Regions from separate parts of the Homo sapiens genome. Here region 1 is linked to region 2. Evidence: chromatin contacts called from ENCODE Hi-C or POLR2A ChIA-PET data. All regions are on one chromosome and are shown on one strand. Each heading gives the region's core, a stretch centred on a gene start or an enhancer-like site at or near the end of the contact. The rest is flanking DNA. Distances are from core to core; before and after follow the strand shown. Region 1 has its middle 37 kb from the start of CCDC182. Region 2 overlaps MSI2 (musashi RNA binding protein 2).

Region 1 (3,126 bases), core at 38-2,537, 110 kb before region 2:
TAATTGTTTGTGGTTGATGTTTCTGTGAATATCTCTGGCATTTATTTCCCCTTTAGGCAAAGTTGCATGTCCCTCAAATGTGCCCATGCGACCAGATCAGATCCATTTAATGATGAAAATGCTTTGAAAAAACAAATCCCCTGACTTTTGTCTACCAGACCCTCTCAGTTGTTCTATCACTTAGTTGTAGAGGTGTCAGCTGAATCAATAATAATAAGCTACTATTATTGAAACCTTAGGATGTGCTTTACATGAATTATCTCTGTAAAACATCACTGTGATGCAGGTACAATTGATGATCTCAATTTAATGAAGAAACAGAAGCTTCAGAGGTTAAACCATATGTCCATAGCGGGGCAGGCGGTGCATGGTAGAGCCAGGTTCCCAACCAGCCCCCGTTGACCTAACCAGGACGCCCTAGAGAACTGCCCCCAACCCAGAGGGGCTGCGGCAGACCTTGGCCACTGCAGGCAGACTTCAGTACCGAGAGACTGCATCCTCTTCCCGCCCGTCTGGGCGACCCGCTGTGCCAGGAAGCAGCTCCGCCCCCTCCCCGACCTGGCTGTGCGACACCACCCGGGCTCGGGCAGCAGGGGGCGCTCTGCTGTCACGAGAGGCGGACCCAACGCGCCGAGAGCCTGGCTCCCGGACTGCGACGACTCCCTCCCCCGCCACCCACACCCCCAGGCTCTCCCCTTCCTCATTCTGCATCAGAGTTTGCTGCTGCTGCTGCTGCTAGCAAAGCTATCTCTATGGAGATTTGTGAAAAACCTCTGCTCTGGTGAAAGGGTCGTGGGGTAGGGGCGGGGTAGAGGTGGGGGGTGGTGGCCCATGGTTTCAGGGTGTTGGTGTTAAAATAGTGGGGACCCGGTGGGGACAGCAGGCTAAGGCCCTCGGCTATGCCCTGGGTCTGGCAGGTGGTAGGTGTCTCGCTCAGCTCCTGGAACGGGTAGATCCGCTGCGGGGCAGGCACTCAAACATCGCTTTGTTTCCTAAGTTCTTTCTGAGCAAGCTTCTTTCTAAGATCCCAAGCACTAGAACCGCTGAAATACAAATTCCTAGTTGGGAAAATCAGATTCCCGTATCTGCAGGGATGCAACAAAGAAGGGCAGCAGTGTCCTGTGGCTTTGAAGTGCATGTCACATGAAACAGGGCGAGGAGGGAAGCAGGTGGCATTAATCCTTCCCCGCCCTCCTCCGCCCCTTCTGCGAGGACACCACTGGCCATTTGCTGCCCTGGTAGCGGGGGAGGCACAGCTGGCCAGGGAGGCCCCAAATCAAAAGGAAGCCATGTGGGCTGGGCGCGGTGGCTCAGGCCTGTAATCCCAGCACTTTGGGAGGCCGAGGTGGGTGGATCACGAGGTCAGGAGTTTGAGACCAACCTGGCCAACATGGTGAAACCCCGTCTCTACTAAAAATATAAAAGTTAGCAGGGCAGGGTGGTGCGTGCCTGTAATCCCAGCTACTCGGGAGACTGAGGCAGGAGAATCACTTGAATCCAGGAGGCGGAGGTTGCAGTGAGCCAAGATCACACCGCTGCACTCCAGCCTGGGCGACTCCATCTCAGAAAAAAAAAGGAAGCCATGTGGTGGGTGCCTGAGCCTGGCGCCACCACAGCTGCTGGCTGCATGTGACAGCTCCAGTCCTGACCAGAGGGCCTCAAGTCGCATGGGAAGGAGGGGGTGGGGACACAGCTGCTCCCACCCGGAGCATGGCCCTCCTTAGCCCAAGCTGGGACCCACAAGCCCAGACCCAGAAGCAGAGATGTGAGGGAGGAGGAGCCGGATGTTTCCTCTTTCCAAAAGATTCCAGAATTGGCTTGGCTGCGTGGCCCCTTGCCCCTGCTGACAGCCCCCACACTTCCTGATTAAGTCTGGCTTCCCCAGGTGGCTGCTGCCCAGGACTCCCAGATGCAGCTGTGGGTGGCAGGAAGCAACCAGTGTCCTGGCATCACCCCAGACACAAACCTGGTCCCTGATTTGACAGCATCGCGTTGCCCTCCACCCACTGATGTGGTTAGAGCCACACATTGAGGGGCACAGAAAGCCCCCTCCTGCTGTGAGTTCTTTGCATTTTGCCTTTCCCTCTTGGAAGCAGCCAGTCCCAGAGCTGTCCTGATCTGTTTAGAACTACAGCTATTCCACCCTGCGCCTGCCAAGTGTAGCTGTACTTCCTGTGGACTAGATCTAAACAAACACAAAAATTCAAAGTGCGACAAGTATCAATCTCCTATCGAATGCGAAAAGTAAAGGAAGCACCTCACCCTCAAGGGACTTGTAATCTAGTTGAAGAGACGAGATCCAAATACGTGGGGAGTTCAGTATCTGGGAACAGTGAACATATCAGTTTCGACTACAGAAGAAGAGATGTCACAGGTCCCTTTGTGATTAATTATCAAGTGAGTGGTTCTGACAGTGATTGCTCCCCTTGTCTAGGGGAGAGAGGGCGTGCTTCAGGCTTTTGTGGTCAGGAACACTGGACTGGGGCAGGGGGCAGGGATGGTGCTGATGGGATGGAGGCCTGGGTTTGAGTTGCTTCTTGAAGGCTGAATGCATCAGAGCCTATAAATAGAACTCATGATTCTTTTTGCTTTGGAAAACATACAGACTAACCATCCTTTCTAGATTAGTGCCTGATTCCAGTTTACTGCCCTCCCGTCATCAGGGTGCTCAGAAAATGTAATTTGATAAGTAAAAATGCCTTTTATGAGAACCTATAATGTGCCAATTATTGCACAGTGTACATTACAAAAATTATTTCTGGTATTTTTTAGCAACACTTATTGGATGGCCATCCCCTACCCTAACCTACAAATGAATCAAATGGGGCTCAGAGAATGTAGGTATCTTTCCTGAGGTCACACATCCAGGTCAGGCATGGCGAAGCTAGAATTCAAGGCCTGTTCTTTCATACCCCAAAGCCGAGGGGCTGAGATTTGCAGAAGGGTCTGTAGCTGTTTTCCAAAGGGTTTCCCATATAGATGCCAAATTTCCCGCCTTCAAGCAGACCTCATCTCTTGGAGCCTTCCTAACATACTGCATGGATTGAGGACCCAGCTTTGATATTATTTCTTGTCTTTTTTTTAGGATAAGGGAAGAGAAGCCCAAACAAATAGGGTTGCTGCAGA
Region 2 (3,070 bases), core at 219-2,718:
GTTATCCTGCAATGTCAACTCCAGAGTGAGAACAGCAGGCTCAGGATGTACCTTTGCTACAGAGAGAGTGGACTTGACACGCACAAATCCAGAGAGTGGTGGGGTTGCAGATCGGGGGGCAGCGGAAGGTGACACTGCCTCGGCCCCCCCAATCCCATCATTCTGACCCTAATGAGGGCCGCAGCCTGTCAACCAGTTAACCAGGTTAATTTTGTCTCACCTTTATTTCTCCTTAGTAGTTTAAACTTTATTTTCTTTTCCAAAATGGAAAACAATATTTTTTTAATTGTTAAAGGAAGTTCTTACTGATTTTTAAGCCTCAAGGTGAGTCTGGGCTGGCTACCTTTGGGCTACGGCTAACCCGTCTTAAAGAACCAGACATTCTGAGAGTCACACTTTCACATCTTTGGCTCCAGAGGGCTGCTCCTTGCAACAATCACTTCTCCCTTCTGCCTCCCTTGGCTTCTCCCCCTCTGCCCTATGACCAGTTGCCTTCAATGGCAGAGGCAAAGAACATCGATGCAGGTGGGGTCACTCCTGGCTTTGGCCCCTCCCTTTCCCAGGGGCCTGTGATTTGAGGCCCTCAGTTCTGGTGGGCCTGGAAGAGCCAGAAGTGGATTGATTTTCACCCACTTGTCACAGGGATGGGAAGAGATTGATGAGGCACCCAAGGCACACTAGCAGGAGACTGAGACAGAGACACAAAGATACACGGGAGACCAAATCAAGCTGGGCCTGGCTCCTGACTCAGCAGAGAAAACAGAACTGAAGCCTCCAGATGCCCTTGGGGCGGGAAGCCCGAAGGTGAGCCCCTCTGAAGCTGTAGCTGAGAAATGAATAAACTGGCCAATGGAAAGAGCAGGTTAAAGAGAAAAGAAAAAAATAAATTATAGAGGCTTAGAGCAAGTGAACGGCTGATCTGGGAATGCGCTGGCAGAAAAAAGGGATGGAGATTTTTGAATATAGAAGATTCAACTTGCAGATAACACTTGGCCCTCTCACTCATGGAGGCAAATATGAAGCCGAGATATTCAAAAGGCGGTATTATCTTAGTCTAACACACTTTTTTTCTTCTGAGCTCAGGAAAACAGAAGAAGCTTGGACAGTGGACTCCTGGTTTTGTCCAGGCAGCTGAAACCCCTCCCTATACAAATAAACTAATTAGCCCGTTCCATTTTAGGCTAATAGGATGGGGTGGGCATGAGGAGGCGCAGTGGTAGACGGAAAGTTTTTTGGCTTCTTTCTTGTCTGGCCGGATGTGAACCCAGGAAGGTGTTGGGCAGGCCCACCTAACTAATGGGTGGGGAGAGGCAGGTTTAGGTTTCCGTTTCTTCCAGCAGGAGAGCCACCTAGAGACTAATCTAGCCAGCAGAAGCAGCCTCGGAGACAGGATGTAGCATGCCCACAGAAGGGTGCTGTTCAGAAATACCCCCTTCTGCAGGCTTAGATAGAAGACAAAAGGGCTGTTGGTATTATGCCCATCCTTGGCAACCGCTCCCATTCCTGTGTGTGGGGAGGCCTGTGGTTTCTGAGTCGGCCTGAAGGGAATTTCACAATAAGCAGCTCATCTTAGGTCTATATTACCCCTCCTTGCTCAGTCCTCCTCCATCAAATGACACTAAAATCACCGTGGAGAAGACACTGTATTAGAATGCAGCTTTCAAATCCCAAGTCCCGTTTTATTACGCACTTGCTCATCACGGTGCCGGAGCCTCAGCTCAAAGTCACCTTGCAGATGTCCCCCAGCCAGGGGTGAAAGACAGGGCTGCTGGGTCCCCACTAGAGGGCGCAGCCAGCAGGCAATAAGCACCCAGTTCTGGCTGGTCCCGCCTCTAGCTAGGCTTCTGGGCAGTGGAACCCGCACCCCTGAGGGCTGGGCGCATGGAAGAGAGGAGCCTCTATTTTCCACAGTCGACACTTCTCTCTGTCTGTCTCTGTGAGCAGAAGAACCAGGCTCCAGAAAGCATGTTAAAGTCCCCGAACGAGCCATCTGGAAACCCATGCATCTTTGAGAAGACTCATAAAAAGCAACGGCTCTGGCTGCTTAGGAGAGAATGGGGACTGCCACTCGGCACATAAACTTGTCAGTAGCTGTTCCTGCTGTCTGACAGTGGGAAGGCATTAGGGACAAAGCAATTTTCTTCTTTTGCAAACTCAGCGTAACTCCACAAACTGAACACTGGCTGGCTACGCAGGAAAGGGGGTCATTTGAGAACCCGTCTCCCTCTAAGAGGAGAGGTGGGGAGTGGGGTTGGGGGGTGGGGGAAGGCATGAAGCCAAATCTCTCACCTGAGGGTGCTTTCTGTGGAAGTCATTCTCCAGTCAATTCTCAGTGATCCTTCTAAGCGAACGGTGCCTTTCCCCAGGCACGGAGACTTATTTTGGGGGGCCAGAATTGGTCCCATATACCAGGATCAGCTTGGGAAGAGAGGATGGGACATGGCTCTTAGTGGGCAAGGGCACCTTGTCTACTGCTCAGCTAGGGTGTGCGTGTGAGGGGGCGGGGACAGGGAGCACACTTTGTTGAATAAATAAACAGTGCTGAGGTTTATAAATTGGATATTATGACTCCTGTCCCAGAAGAGGACAACGTCTTGCAAACGTCTTGGCATTTTTGCAGCAGGAGCTATGAGCATTAAGTGGCTTGGGACAAGCCCTGCTCTAGGATGGCAGTTTGGGGGCTCATTGCGGTGATCAGGTTCATTTCATCAGCAGCATCCATGGCAGGTTCCTCTTTGCCCCTCATCCTCACTCTCCAATATCCTCTGGGCTTTCCCAGTCAAGGTGGCACCCACAGAGAGGCAGCAATGATGTAAGGAAAGGGAGTACTGGACTCAGAGGCAGAAGACCTGACTGTGACCCCAGCTCTGCTCTTACAGTCAGGTGCCTTGGGCTAAGAAGCCACTCACAAGCCCAAGTCCTCATCTGTAGCAAGTGAGTGATGCTTTCCTTATTCAATCTGACTCATGGGACTGCTTCAAGAATGAAAAAGAGACAGAGCTCTGTAACTTGTCAAGTTTAAAACAAATACACCCTATTTCTGAAATAGTTATGTATGCAGAGGCCAATA

What was found. Hi-C counts contacts between places; a loop is a spot of excess contacts on that map. ChIA-PET counts read pairs that join two places held with the same protein, here RNA polymerase II (POLR2A). Pooled maps may share reads with other maps.
Region 1: a loop to region 2 is called in a map of endothelial cell of umbilical vein, with 6 times the contacts of the local background. The contact joins two enhancer-like sites. A Hi-C loop is called at or near these places in 1 of 168 maps with a recorded cell type or tissue (endothelial cell of umbilical vein) and 7 of 50 pooled maps. POLR2A ChIA-PET finds 5 or more read pairs at or near these places in 1 of 52 experiments (SK-N-SH).

Annotation. Positions count from the first base shown.
Region 1 is chr17:57,780,917-57,784,042 of GRCh38, reverse strand. No RefSeq gene overlaps it. Among named protein-coding and RNA genes, the nearest start is that of CCDC182, 37 kb to the right of the region's middle. RefSeq lists a silencer at 483-662. Within about 2 kb of position 1,287, at least 6 of the 41 ENCODE cell types and tissues checked have a DNase peak (open chromatin) inside an H3K27ac peak, as active enhancers do.
Region 2 is chr17:57,670,794-57,673,863 of GRCh38, reverse strand. The region is part of intron 11 of MSI2 (musashi RNA binding protein 2); the gene reads right to left. Among named protein-coding and RNA genes, the nearest start is that of MSI2-AS1, 64 kb to the right of the region's middle. Within about 2 kb of position 1,468, at least 5 of the 41 ENCODE cell types and tissues checked have a DNase peak (open chromatin) inside an H3K27ac peak, as active enhancers do.